3 separate regions of the Homo sapiens genome follow, and all the other regions are linked to region 3. The links are chromatin contacts, found by Hi-C or POLR2A ChIA-PET in ENCODE. All regions are on one chromosome and are shown on one strand. The core of a region is the stretch at or near the end of the contact, and the rest is flanking DNA. Distances in the headings are between cores, read along the strand shown. Region 1 has its middle 24 kb from the start of FZD7. Region 2 has its middle 77 kb from the start of FZD7. Region 3 overlaps CDK15 (cyclin dependent kinase 15).

Region 1 (4,899 bases), core at 817-3,316, 130 kb after region 3:
GCTATACAGAGAAAAATGAGGTCCAACCAAAATAGGAGCAGGGCTCTCTGGAGAATCTCTTGGATTCTAAGGGAGGTATAGCTCAGGGGTGACCTACTAGAAAGTTTGTCTAAGATCTTTACTGCCCACTGGTGTTGCCAGGGAAACTGGCATGGTGGAAGTCGGCCCATGCTGAGCCTTATTAATAAGTAGCTGAGATTTGCTGTCACACAAAGGCTGAGAGACCACCATGACATGGCAATAGACACAGGGTGAGGGCAAAGCAGGGACATGAAAGAACCACAGTTATATGGACACAGTAAGGAGACAGTTAAGGACACTGGGGTAAGTGTAGAGGGCTGGTTCTTGTTGAGATACAGAAAGAAAAATATCTTCCCTTAAAAAAATCAACACCATATTCTTGCCATAGAGATAAGAAAAGTGGTGATGAACCAGCCCAAAGTAATCTCCAAGGGACCAAGCCTTTTTGGAGATATGACAATCTACAAAGTCGTTGATTTCCCAACATTCTCCCTTCTGTGCCTTACAGTGCAGAGTGATACTGATTTATTAAGCCAAAGTGAACTGAGGTTAATTTAATTTTGAGGATTTCTCAACATGCCTTCAGAGAGTTGGAGACACTCTAGGTTGTTGTGAAACTGAGGCTGGAAGTCCCTGTCATCCCACATATCTAGGTTTAGTGGGACCAACTGATTGGCTCAGGGGGAGAAATAAAGGAAGTACTAAGAAACCTCCTTTTTCAGGTGAAGGTAAATAACAAGAAAAAGGATAAGCATGTTTATTTAATAAATGATTTCATGATCTCTGAAATCCACCCTTCCAGCATGCATCTGTGGGGCTAATCCTGCCTGCTCAGGCCCAGGAGGGGTGAGCCTGCTTGAGCCTCGGGCAGCTGCAGAATCAGACAGCTGAAGAAAGGCCCGGGTACCAGCCTTTAGAGGTAGGTCAAGTGAGTTAGCCACTTTTCCTAAACAAAGAGTGCACACATGCACAAGTACTTGATTAAAAACCATTTTTTTCTTTTTTCTTTTCTTTCTTTTTTTTTTTTTTTGAGACAGAGTCTCACTCTATTGCCCAGGCTGAAGTGCAGTGGCATAATTTCAGCTCACTGCAACCTCTGTCTCCCTGGTTCAAGCGATTCTCATGCCTCAGCCTCCCAGATGGCTGGGATTACAGGTGTACACCACCACGCCCGGCTAATTTTTTCATTTTTAGTAGAGACAGGCTTTCACTATGTAGACCAGGCTGGACTCGAACTCCTGACCTCAGGGGATCTGCCCACCTTAGCCTCCCAAAGTGCTGGGATTTAGGCATAAGCCACTGTGCCTGGCCCTGATTGAAGACAAATTTCTATAAACATTTCCTTCTGAGCAAATTTCAAGGCAATTAGAAAGGCTCCTGTCCTTTCTAAGCCTATATTTTCAGCTTTTCCTTTATTTCTGTGATCTACCCGCATATCTTCATGATAAATGTATTTTTGCTTAAATTAATTAGAATTGGCTTCTGCTGCTTGCAATCGAAGTATTCTAACTGCTACACACACCTTCAGAAAAAGTCCAGGTTGTTAAAATGGAAAACCAAAATAGAAAAATAGGAATTTATTTTTCCTAGCTTTCTCCTGTCGAGAAGGAGAGAGATGAATAGAGACAATTGCACTCACTGGTTTGCTTTGTGAGGTCATAATTTTTCATTATTTGCCAGAAGAAATAAGATACACATTGAGATGGAGAAGTCGTCTAATGTGAACACTGCAGAGTTTACAGCTCAGTGTCCTGTTAGAATGTCTGAAATTCTCTCGCTCTGAAATATGTCCTTTCCATGTCCCCAGACCAGGCTTTGCTGACAGCAGCTGGGCATGTTTTCAGTACTTCTCAGCTCAAGTCATCATCTAATGCAGAGACAGGCTTCATTTCATTGATGGAAACTGTAAAGCTGACTCCTTACTGAAGATCTCTCTTCTGTGTGTCTGATGCCAGACAAGGCCCTGGGGGAAATGCAGAGGAACAGGACCCTGTTTCTGCCCTTGAGAAATTCACAGTTTAGTGGAGCAGCCGGGCACCGACGCTCCTCACATGGTAGCTGCTCCTGAACGGAGGCCATGGTTGCTAGGCAGCTGGTTCAGAACAGTTATTCAAGTCAGGAAGTCAAGTCCTGCTTTTAGCTCTGCCCCTTGACATGTGAGATAAGTCACTTGTCTGAGGATCTTCTGCCTACAGTGTAATACATATAATTAGAGAATTACTTAACATCTCCCTATAATGAGCTGCAGTTGCATAAGCCTGGATATATTTTAATGATTCCAATTAAAAGGGAATACAATCTTGTTCCCAGGTCTTCCTGAGTAAAATCCAAGCACCCGTTCCCACCAGTCTTATAGATCATTACTATATTTCTTTGGTGTCTTCCAAAATGGCATGACTAAATTCAGTAAGTTTATTGAGAGAATGAGCAAATGACTCAAGAGTCAGTATTGGCTCCTCGTGCTACAACGTCTAGCACTTAAACAACTGTGCCCTTCACGGTCATGGACATCTGTCCTTTTGGCCTGCTCAGCTTCCATCCCCTCTTTTTCTAGTAACAGCTCCTCATTTGGCTTTGGGGAACTATCGCTTCCTGTTGGATACAATCGTAGTGGTTCTTTTAACCAAATCTAAGCCAGGCTAGAAACACAACACCGGAATTTCAGTCTTGAATGTTCTTGAGAATGGTCAGAGGTCAACGGAGACTGCAGTACCCTGAAGAGAGTATCCATTGGTTCCTGCGGCCTGAACCCTGGGCTTTGCTCTGGCTCCTGTCCTTTCTGAGCCTATATTTTCTGCTTTTCCTTTATTTCTGTGACCTACCCGCATATCTTCACAATAAATGTCTTTTTGCTTAAATTAATTAGAATTGGCTTCTGTTGCTTGCAATCGAAGTATTCTAACTGCGACACACACCTTCAGAAAAAGTCCAGGTTGTTAAAATGGAAAACCAAAATAGAAAAATAGGAATTTTGAAGCTAAAAGAAGCTTTTGAAATCTAGTTAAACTCTTTCATTTCCCATAAAATCTGACCCAGAGAAGTGACGTGACTTGATGAATATCCTACTATTGGTTGGTAAAAGCCAAGCCTAGAACCCAGGAGACCTAGAACCCAGGAGCCCTTCCACTTTTCTACCCTATTTCCTGTCCTCAGATCTTCTCTTCTAAGGTTATTGCCTATGACTACTTTCATGCTACTACAGTAGAGTTGAGTAGCTGTGACAGATGACATATAGTCTCCCACGCCTAAAATATTTACAATCAGGCCCCTTATAGGAAAAGGTTGCCAACACCTGCCATACACCATACATAAATGAATGTATGACTGTGTTCCAATATAACTTTATTTATAGACACTGAAATGTTAATTTCATATAATTTTCAAGTTTCTCCAAATATTCTTTTGATTTTTTTAAACACTTAAAAATGCGAAACCCATTCTTCGTTCACAGACTGTACAAAAACAGGAAGCAGGCTGGATTTGACCTACAGAATGATGGGATCCTACATGCATCCCTGGTTTTAGCCAGTTTGAGTTAGGGTTTCTGCTACGTGCAATGAAATATGACCTAAATGATAAAATAAAGTCATCCATACATTTATTGCTCATCTATTATGCGTGAGGCACACAATGAGGAATAAGACACAATTCCTTCTCCTAAGGACTCAGTAATCTAGTTAGGAACTCAAGGGCTTCCACAATAGTAGTCACCTTTATTAAGCACTTATAACAATGTGCTGATTGCCTTCCCCTTCAGATGAGTTATCTCATTTAGTCTTAATGATGCCATGAAATGGCTTATTGCTGTGTCATAGACTAGGAAAGTGAGGCTCAGAGAGATCAAGTACCTGGCACAAGGTTACACAGCTTACAAGTAGTAGAGCAGAGTTGAACCCAGGTTGTGTGACTCTGAAGCCTGGAGACCCAAATGCTGTGCTAAATGAACCCGCCATACACTGTGATTCCCACTGTCTGCCATCTGCCTGCTCCTACCCAGTCCTCCACAGACCAGAGGACTTCCTGCTGAAATGCTGCGCATCCCTCTGTCCCAGGTGTTTGAACATCCCAACCACCAACTTTTGAAACTCCTCTTCCTTCTTCTGAGCACTCACAGCACCTGATGTCTAGTTACTCTTCTTGAGCATATAGAGTTTTGATTGCCATTTAACTTTTTCTCTCTCCCCAAGCTATACTACAGTGTCAAGGGCGGGAATGTTCCTCTGCCTCTTTGGTAACCCTTAGGGACAAATACTCAGTCAACTCAAAGTTGAAACAAACTATCAAAAGAATGAGATGAAAGGAGAGATCAGGCAGCTAAAGAAACAATTAAGGACCAAGAAATCATCACCTTCTGTAAGTCAGAAAAAACTAAAGGCACAAAAAGCACCAGCCCCCAAAATGAAAGGAACACATCAGGAAAATACTTGAGGTAATACAAGTTAAAACAGAGGGGGAAAGCAATAATTAAAGCAACTATTAAGAAATGAATAGAAATAGAGGGTAAATTGATATCCATCACTGAAACAGAAGCCTCCTATCCTAAAAAATAGAACTGAAAAAATATTTGAGAACATAATACAGAAAAACTTTTCCAAGCTCAAAGAACACTTGAGTCTTCAGATTTAAAAGGCCCACTCAGCTGGGCACAATGGCACACACCTATAATCCAGCTACCTGGAAAGCTGAGGCCAGAGGGTTGTTTGAGCCCAGGAGTTCAAGACCAGTCTGGGCAACATAGCAAGACCCCATCTCAAAAAATGAACAAAATAAAATAAAATAATAGGGCCCATTCTATGCCAGACAAGGTCTAGATACTTAGAAAAGAAAAGAAAGAGAGAGAAAGAAAGAAAGAATGAAAGAAAGAATGAAAGAAAGAAA
Region 2 (4,394 bases), core at 168-2,667, 72 kb after region 3:
ACACTAAAGTCAGCCAGCCAGTGAGTCAGCTAAATTTACTAGCCCTATTGGCCCTCAGACGGGCCCGTGGGCAAAGACTAAAAATAGCAGGTGTGAGGGCCCCAGCTTTGGGGTGGGATGGGTGAGCGCATTCATCCATCCATCCAGGAAACACTCACTGAGCACCTAGGAGGGCAGGAACTGTTTTGGACATGGGGCACCAACCAAATGACAAAATCCTTGTCTTTATAGAGGTTGCATGCCAATGAAGGAGACAGATAATCATAAACAAATTTGCAAAAATATGTAGAAGACTCACATAATTCTATAGTAGGGTCCAAAAATCTCAATAGTGTCAAGTGTGGGATCCTGTGAGATTGATAAAATATCAGGGTGAACATGCTGCAGATGGCAGGAATCAGCCACCAATCATATTTCCTCTTTGCTGAAGTTACTGTGGGTTGTGCTATTAAAGGGCACCACTGCATATTAAGTCATGTAAGAAGGAAATGCTAAGAAAATACATAAAACATGGCAGGAGGGCATGCAATGCTGGGGTGGGGAGAGCTGAAATTTTTTATTCTATTTATTTTATTGAGACAGACTCATTCTGTCACCCAGGCTGGAGTGCAGTGGCATGACCTTGGCTAACTGCAACCTCTGCCTCCTAGGTTCAAGCAATTCTTGTGCCTCAGCCTCCTGAGTAACTGGGATCACAGGCGTGAACTACCATGCCCAGCTAATTTTTTGTATTTTTAGTAGAGATGGGGTTTCACTATGTCGCCCAGGCTGGTCTCCAACTCCTGGGTTCAAGCGATCCACCCTCCTAGTCTTCCCAAAGTGCTGGGATTACAGGTGTGAGCCACCGCACCCAGCTGAGTTGAAATTTTATATAGCCCGATTTATTTAATAAGAAGAATGCCTCACTAACAATGCAACCTGAAATGGAGATTGCATCCCCCTACTGGCACGTACAGGACTGAGAAATCCAGAAACACGGAGGCATAGGAAGGTACAAAAAATAAAGGCAAGGATTGGGAATCGCTAAAGAGACCATAGCAAAGGGAGTCAAATGAAGGGACCAGAAGACCAGAAACAGATCCTCTAGCAATGGATGATGTAGTTACTGGCATCCCTTCAGAGAGAGAAGGAAGGGGACATTCCAGGCAGGTGGAAGAAGACAGGAGATGACTCAGAGGTGAGAAAAAGCAAATAATATTCCAAAGAAAAATTTTCTTGGCTGGATTGTTGACGAGCAAGAGTTAACATGGATCCAGGGTAAGAGGACTAGGAAATGCAAAGTGTGAAAATTCAAAATCAGGAAGAACGATTTTATCTTGAGCAAAAGGCCCTCGGACGCCATCACAGGCTTGGAGATGCGGGTGGTACCCACAGTTGCCTAAGGAAGACTGGCAGGGGGGCTCACATGCTGTGGAGAAGCGGTGGCCCAGAGCTGGCAGTGGAGACAGAGAGGCTGCCAAGGGCAGTAGCCAGGAACTGTGGGCTGTTCTGGCCCCTTTGTCTCTCCAAAGATGTGTGGGAGGCACAGAGGGCCAGAGGTTTCCCAACTCCTGAGCAGCTCCCTTGTTCCTGTTTATTCTTATTCCTTTAATGATATGATGAGCTCATGTTCTCAGAGGTGCCAGGAATGAATTAGCCATGCAGCTCACTTCAGCATTAGCAGAAACCATGGAGTGTCCTGCAGCAGGTAGGTCTGAGCTGCGTGTCTGGAGAGGGCAGGATGACAGTGCCACATGCATGTGGGTCCTGCCCTCCAGGAGCCAGCCGGCGACCCTGCCAGCAATGGTGGCCAAGCAGGAGGGAGGGGCAGCTGCTCAGACCACCAGGGAACAAAATGTTCCTCTCCTCTTTGGAGGAAAATAATCAAGTAGATTTCCTCTTTCTTTTTTACTATTCTTGCTTGCTATGGCAGAGCCATAGACTCTCCAAGGAGAGATTCCTTGAAACCACTGCCTCCTTTCCTAGGTCTCAGCTCCCCAGCCTATAATTGCATGTGTGTAAATCCCTCCCCAACCCCACACTCATCCTCATTTCTAACCAGCTCTTCCTAAAATTCCACTCTTTCTTAAGGAGTCTCTTCCACAGAACCCTGGGGAAACTCACTCCATGGTCCATTTAAGTCTTCATTTTCCTCTCACCTTAACCCAAACCAGTGCAGGCGAGTCAACATCCTGCCTCTTCCTGCCCCCTTACCGAAGCCTCGCCTTCTCCTAGTGTCTTCCGCACAACAGGGGAAGCAGCAGCATGTCTATGCCATTTGGTCATGCCAGTCAAGTCCCTGCCATCTGGGCACACCGCCTTCTCCAGGTCTCTGCTGGCTTCTGGATTGCATTTCCCGTCTTTCCCCTGTCATCATCCTTGGTGACCTCAACCTTCATGTCAATGACCTGTCCAGCTCCCTGACCACCCTCTTCTGTGCCCTTCTCCACACGGATGACCCCTGTCCCATAGGATAGCGACCACAGCTGGACCGCATTACACGGTTCTGCCTCCCCTCCAAGAACTCGAGCGTGGTGCAGACCCTTCAACCTCAGCCTCCTACCCTGCCGACATCCCGCTTCCTCACTCCTCCTGAACCAGTTCTTTGTCATTGCTGAATCGTCTCATTTCTTGACCCTTTGTAACACAAACAATCTAGTACCTCTCTGTGGTCTACATTTTCAATACACACATATACAGCTCTCCAGGTTCTACCATGCCTTCTTCCCTGGGTCTCCTTCCTCCCCAGCAATTAGTACTATGGAGCCAAAAGAAAGAAATACTTGCAAATTTACCTTCTCTTCTAAGATGCAATTACTTTTGCACCAACCTAATTTATGCATTAATATTATGCACTTACTATAGGCTAGATTCCTCTAAATACTTTGTGTGGGTTGTCTCCTTTAATCCTCACAATAACCCATGGGGTGGGTATAATCATTACTCCCATTTAACATATAAGGAAACCGAAAGCACAGAAAAAAAAAAGTACTTTGCCCATGGTCATGCAGTTGGAGGCAAGATTCAAACCCAGAATCCACTATCACTCACCCACCTTCCAAGTTAAATAGAACAGGTATTGGTCTACTACAGTTTTTATTTATTATTTATTTTTAGCTGCTCCTTGCAGAGCAGGGCTAATTCTTAGGCAGTGTGCCTGAAGTTAGCCTATTAGTGTGTGTGTGTGTATATATATATATATATATATATATATTTTTTTTTTTTTTTTTTTTGAGACGGAGTCTTGCTCTCATTGCCCAGGCTGGAGTGCAAGGCACGCTCTCGGCTCACTGCAACCTCTGCCTCCCGGGTTCAAGCAATTCTCCTGCCTTAGCCTCCCAAGTAGCTGGGATTACAGGCACCCGCCACCATGCCCAGCTAATTTTTTGTATTTTTAGTAGGTACAGGGTTTCACCATGTTGGCCAGACTGGTCTCGAACTCCTGACCTCAGGTGATCCGCCCACCTCAGCCTCCCAAAGTGCTGGGGTTACAGGCATGAGCCACCATGCCCTGTCACCTACTAAGATTTTTAAAGCAGTGTGCCTGTGATTCATTCTAACCTTCATATAGTAGTGCTTTATACAGTGGAGAAACTCAATAAAGATACGTTGAAAGTATTTAAATTACACCAATCTGATTTGTGTAGAAAATGTAAGACACTCAAGTTCATGAAGTGAGCTCCAAATGTGAAAACACTGAAAAAATGGATGCGTGGATCAAAGGCACAAGCATGCATATTAAAAACAAACAAACAAAAAACACTCTTCTACTTGAATCATTAAACTTAAAATTTTATAACACTGTAATCTATGCTCATTCAGATGCAAATTTCCAATTGTTGATGTATTTACATCCATTTCTCAAAGAATCAACACTTGGAATAAACAGTCATGCAAATAGTATCAGAAATTTCTTTTCTTTTTTTTTTTTTTTGAGACGGAGTCTCGCTCTGTCGCCCAGGCTGGAGTGCAGTGGCACGATCTAGGCTCACTGCGAGCTCCGCCTCCCGGGTTCACGCCATTGTGCCATTCTCCAGCCTCAGCCTCCCGAGTAGCTGGGATTACAGGTGCCTGCCACCACACCCAGCTAATTTTTTTGTATTTTTAGTAGAGACGGGGTTTCACCATGGTCTCGATCTCCTGACCTCATGATCCTCCCACCTCGGCCTCCCAAAGTGCTGAGATTACAGGCGTGAGCCACCGTGCCCAGCCCAGAAATTTCTTAAAGACTCAACTCAGATTTGTTTTTAAATTTATACTCTATGTGAAAATTTTTTAATTTAACTGACAAATAATTATGTACATTTATGGTATTCAACATGATGTTTTGGTCTATACATTGTAGAAACCTATACATTGTACACATTGTAGAAAGATTCCATAAAGCTAATTAATAACGTCTATTACCTTACCAA
Region 3 (5,026 bases), core at 2,460-4,959:
GATGCTAAAAGGCTTTCCCAGAGACCGCGTCTCCGCCCAGGAAGCACTTGTTCATGATTATTTCAGCGCCCTGCCATCTCAGCTGTACCAGCTTCCTGATGGTGAGCGAGGGAGTGTGTGCGTGTGCGTGAGTGCATGTGCGTGAGTGCGTGTGTGTGTAAGTCTTGGTGTCTTAAGTAGTTTGCCTCAGCACCGGAGAATCATAGCATTTACCCCCAGGAGTGAAGTTAGAGATCAGTTTGCCTGGGAGAAGCAAGATAGGACCTAATCTTGTCTGAGTTTTGCATGAGCTTCTCTCAAACTCTGAAGCACTGGTGGGGAGAGGTTACAAGGACCTCTTTGTAATGGTCCAGACATTTCACAGGTACACATTTACACTCAGAAATTGGATGAGATGGACGTTGTCTCTGAGTTGTTTGCCTTAGCTACCATCTGCCAGGAAGCCACACCAGTGTTTCTAACAAGACTCTTCTCCCTTTCTGCGGAGAGTAAGATGATAGGTGAAGCGGATATGTCCTGAGAGGGAGCTGGGCCTTTCTTGATTGGTAATAGCAAGCTGCAGAAGGCAGTGCCGGGGTGGGGTGCTGGGGGAAGGGAGGTCTCCTCCGAGGCTGCCCACCTCCTGTAAACACAAGTTACCTTGGAATCAGCCTTTGCTGCCTGGGCCTGAAGTCATCTTCCAAACCTGAAATCTGCTGAGGGATCATGTGGTTGGAACTCCCGTCATGTTTCTTGGACTGTGGCCAGGAAGGGCTACAGGAGGATGTGGGCAGTGGTCATGGGGGACTATCCTTAGGTGAGGTTTCTTTGAAAAAAAATCCACCATTCAACTAAAAATAGTTTTAGGAGCAAGGGACAAGTAGACAAGAAAAGCAAAGCTACCAGGAAGGAAAAACAGAAGAGAGAGAAGCAGCCAGGGTTGGTTTTAGAAGTCCTAAGCCAGAGAAAAGAAAGCTTAGGAGGGAGGGCCTAAGGGCTGGAACTGCGATGAGGACACTGGAAGGGGCGTGGGGGAGTGGCGATGGGGTGCAGTGAGATAAGGATGGGGACAGGGTGAGGAGCTACTGCCCAAGAGGTGTGGAAACAGCCTGGTCCGCCTTGCCAGAGTTTGCAGACGCAGCTCCTCTGTGTCTAGGACATCGTCCTGCAGCAGTCCAAAGCGCTTAGTTTGGGACTTGCTGAGGCATTCTGTTTTATGACTAAAGTGAGTCATTTAGGATCTCCAAAAATAACCATAATCATACAACTGGGGTTAATGTCTTACTTAACCCTGTAGAAAGAGTCAGTCATTAGTATTTATTAAATTGCCATTAAGTGTCAAGAACATATTGAGTGCTATAAAAAGTTGAGGAAAACAAGAGACTTGTCCTTGGCCTCCAGGTTCTTATGAAGTGGGAGGAAAAGAGGGTGAGGAAGAGGAAACGGGGCACCCTCGCACACATATCAGCACACATCATATCTAAACAGCAAAAAATCTGTGCATAATCAACTGCAGATGTGCAGAGACTATGTGTGTGTTGAAGGCAATTATTTGGAGGAACAAGAATTCAAATGAGATGGATTAGACTGGAGGTGAATCTAAAGTGGAATTTGGAAGGAGGAGAGAGGCATATGGGTGGAACAAAAGACATTGCAGGCAGATCCACAGTTCTCACTCCTTTCCTGGTACCTCTGCCCCCACTTCAGCCCCATTCCTCCCCGGCCACTCCCATCCCAATCCCCTCTTCCCAGTCCAAGCCCCTAGATTGTTCCTTTTCAGCTTTCTCCTGTCAGACTTGGGACTTATAACTCTATTACTTCATGCAAGTGTACACGCTTGGATGTACATACACACGCACACACACACACACTCCCTTCTCTCCACTTAAAGAAACTTTCCCCATTGGCCCTCCTTTAGGATCTGTTATTCCACATGCTGACAATTGCTGGGGATCTTCAGAGTTTTCTAGGCTCCAGCTTTTGCTTGACGCAAGATGATTAGGAAGAAACAATCACTGTCCAAACTGATGTGTTGTTAGAAACTTGGGTTTTGATTTTTCCTGGCTGACCCAAAAGCAAAGCCACCAACAGAGGGGCCGTGGTGCATGGGTATCTAAGGTTGTGTGTGTATGTGTGTATATGTGTGTGTGCGTATGTGTGTGTGTGTGTGTGAGAGAGAGACAGAGAGAACAATCTGTATTCCTTCCCTGTTCGCCCAGTCACAGAGCCCAAATCTACTTTGACACTTTTAGAAAAATGAAAAGATGGAATCTTGTAGGAGGCTGCCTGCACTAGCGGGGGAAACCAGGAGTGCTCACAGCAGGAGGGAAGTTGACTTTTCTTTATACATATAGGGGTTTTTCCATGCAGAGTTTAAATTATGCCTGATAAAAGGAGTTTCGTGGATGTTTCAGTTCTTTCAAATTCTCCTGGCTTCCTCCCAATTAAATGAGGTTTGTCAAAGCCACAGGGCTCTGCTGCTGCTGCCTCGGCGGACAAGCATTTCCTGCAGCGACATCTCGAATCCCCGAGGGAGAAGATGAAAGCGCCGGTGCCAAGAGACAGGGAAAGGCGGGGGCAAGATTGGGTGTGTGTGCTTCTGTGTGTGTGTGCTCGTGCACATGAGTGCACGAGCATGTGTGTGTGCTTGTGTATGTGTGTGACAGGGTGGTGGGTGTGCAGAAATATGTATATAGACAGATGGACAAGTAGATAGAAAAAGCAAAGCTACCAGGAAAGAAAAATAGAGGAAGAGACAGAAGCAGCCAGGGCTGGTTTGTGCACCTTCGTGACAGTGGCTCTCACCACCAGCACATTATCTACTAAGAGATGCGGTCCTTGGCCTGGCAGTGCCAGCCTGCTTTTTCATTGCCCCTGGCAATGAGCCTTTATTAACAGCCTCCTTTGCAGACAGAGCACACCAGTGGGTAATCACAGTTCCCAATCTGCAGGGACATAGAAACTCCATCCCTGAGGAGGGCTGCCCCAGGCATGAGAATTGTGCAAAAATCGGCATGCTCTTGTGAGTGATTTGTAAGGAGAGTTTCTCTGCCATAATTATGCAAGAAATTTTGCTCTCTGGTGGCATTTCAGTATAAAATTATTTAGGGGCTTATATTTATATCATTTTATTATTCTGATTTTATTCTGGTTGCAGGATAACAGAGTTGTCACTTTAAAATATATTCTGTTTCCCCTTTGATCTGGAAGATGCCAGCTCTTATTGTCTGCCCTCTAAAGAAGACAATTAAAGCATAAAGCCTGGGACTGGGAAATACGTGGAGAGTGGAAGGACAGCCTAAATCCCAGTGTAGGAGCGGCATAGAAATTCCACACAAAATGAAAGAATTGTTCCAGTCCATCTCTATTTTCATGACGCTGAGAAGTCCCGAACAATGCTTTCCCTAGGTTGTGGCAGTACGCTTAGAGCCAAAGGGCATTTATCAGGGGGTTATTTGCCATGAAAACCAGGAATTCCAGGATTAGTTTCCTTTTGGACAGCACCTGAAGTGGAAAAGTGTGAATATTAGAATGGCAAGCATGTGGGAACTTCTGCCAAGTTCTGACATTTTCCCTTATTGACTCGTGAACACCTGAAGAAACACTTGTTGAAGGAGAAATTATTGGTAGTCCCTCTCAAAACACAGCCAACAGCAAGCTAATTGCTTTTGCAGATGGCCAGGGAGTCGCTCTTCCCACTCAGACACCGGCTTATGGCCACACTTGTGGTCCTCGTGGCTGAGCCAGCAGGGCAGGACGTCAGCTGGAGCAGCTAGGACCTAAAATTAGGCCCTTGGCAACTCTCTAATCTTAGCTGCAGGTTCAGCTTCTTCATTTAATTCTCTTTGCCCTCAGCATGAACTTGGGCTCTGGGAAAGGAACACTGTTTAATGATTTGGGGGTGGGGGTAGTAGGAAATCATTAAGCTGCCCCTTCTTAAAACTGGCTCCGCTCTGTTCTTTCAGGAAACCTTCCAAATGTTACCCTTGGAAATTTAAGACTGATTTTGGAACCTAGCCATTTTGAACTACAGACACTGATCCAGAAAAGTATTTTTTATCTGAGGCAGTAAATGACACGTGATTTAAGAGTCTGGTCTTTAAGCCATGGTCCTTGATCGTCAGGACATCAAAGGCTGTCTCTCTTTCTCTCTCTCTCTCTGGGTTGGTCCCATTTTGCTTGCTAGCCAAGTCTCATACTTGAGTCTCCCATTCCTTCCTGGACTAAATCCCCTTCTCCTTTAAAACAGGTTTTAGCATCTTAGGGGGAGAAAATCTAAAAAGCTTGCAATTGTTTCACAAGTAATTTTGCAAAAATGCTGTACCACAGCCCCCATTGTTAGAGTATACTTATATACACATAGGGATGGAAGAAAGCATGGCATTTACCTCTACCTTTGATCACACCATCCCGATATCTATACTCCGAAAGTTCTTCAGCATGCCTCATTGCCCTGTTAAAATCTGAGTCGTGTTTTGTTTTGGTTCAATAAAATAACTTCAGGCCTTCTTTGAGTGTTATCTCCTTAATATATTGGAAGGTCCCTATGATATCACTTCCCAAAGGCCACTTTAGGCTGAATTCCTTTAACCTTTGTTTCCAAATACAAATTCTGTTTCTCCCACTTTTTAGTCATTTTGTTTTATTGTTCTCTTCTGAATCTGTTCCAATTATTTTGCTTATCTCTGAGAATATGGAGGCAGCATAGACTCAAATTTCTTGCATGGTGGGAGAATCATGTTCCATTCATTCATTGGAGGTTTACTGAGTGTCCATGAGGTGTGATATTAAAGGATACAAAAATGAATTAGTCATAGACCCTGTCCTCAAAGAGCTTACGGTCCTTTAGGAAATAAGACAAGTATATAAACAGCTGCAGATCAAGTATACAAATAAAGTGCTCTAAGTGTTTGAAGGAGGTGAGATTAACTCCAGCTGTGGGGATCCAGGATGATTTTGTGAGTGGGCCTTGAAAGATGATGGGTCTGGATGATTGGAGAGGAAGGGCATACGGGCAAAGGAATGTCGTGTTCCTCTCAATACCATC

What was found. Hi-C counts contacts between places; a loop is a spot of excess contacts on that map. ChIA-PET counts read pairs that join two places held with the same protein, here RNA polymerase II (POLR2A). Pooled maps may share reads with other maps.
Region 1: a loop to region 3 is called in a map with no recorded cell type, with 1.9 times the contacts of the local background. The contact joins two enhancer-like sites. A Hi-C loop is called at or near these places in 4 of 37 single-sample maps with no recorded cell type and 4 of 50 pooled maps. POLR2A ChIA-PET finds 5 or more read pairs at or near these places in 3 of 52 experiments (AG04450, HEK293 and activated T-cell).
Region 2: a loop to region 3 is called in a map of psoas muscle, with 2.0 times the contacts of the local background. The contact joins two enhancer-like sites. A Hi-C loop is called at or near these places in 4 of 168 maps with a recorded cell type or tissue (endothelial cell of hepatic sinusoid, gastrocnemius medialis, heart right ventricle and 1 more). POLR2A ChIA-PET finds 5 or more read pairs at or near these places in 6 of 52 experiments (A673, AG04450, H1 and 3 more).

What each region holds. Positions count from the first base shown.
Region 1 is chr2:202,007,270-202,012,168 of GRCh38, forward strand. No RefSeq gene overlaps it. Among named protein-coding and RNA genes, the nearest start is that of FZD7, 24 kb to the right of the region's middle. Within about 2 kb of position 2,067, at least 6 of the 41 ENCODE cell types and tissues checked have a DNase peak (open chromatin) inside an H3K27ac peak, as active enhancers do.
Region 2 is chr2:201,954,312-201,958,705 of GRCh38, forward strand. No RefSeq gene overlaps it. Among named protein-coding and RNA genes, the nearest start is that of FZD7, 77 kb to the right of the region's middle. Within about 2 kb of position 1,418, at least 6 of the 41 ENCODE cell types and tissues checked have a DNase peak (open chromatin) inside an H3K27ac peak, as active enhancers do; they include gastrocnemius medialis and psoas muscle, where a contact is called at or near this core.
Region 3 is chr2:201,880,067-201,885,092 of GRCh38, forward strand. It overlaps CDK15 (cyclin dependent kinase 15), which reads left to right. Exons shown (of 14, transcript NM_001366386.2): 12 at 1-101. Among named protein-coding and RNA genes, the nearest start is that of CDK15, 76 kb to the left of the region's middle. Within about 2 kb of position 3,710, at least 5 of the 41 ENCODE cell types and tissues checked have a DNase peak (open chromatin) inside an H3K27ac peak, as active enhancers do; they include gastrocnemius medialis and psoas muscle, where a contact is called at or near this core.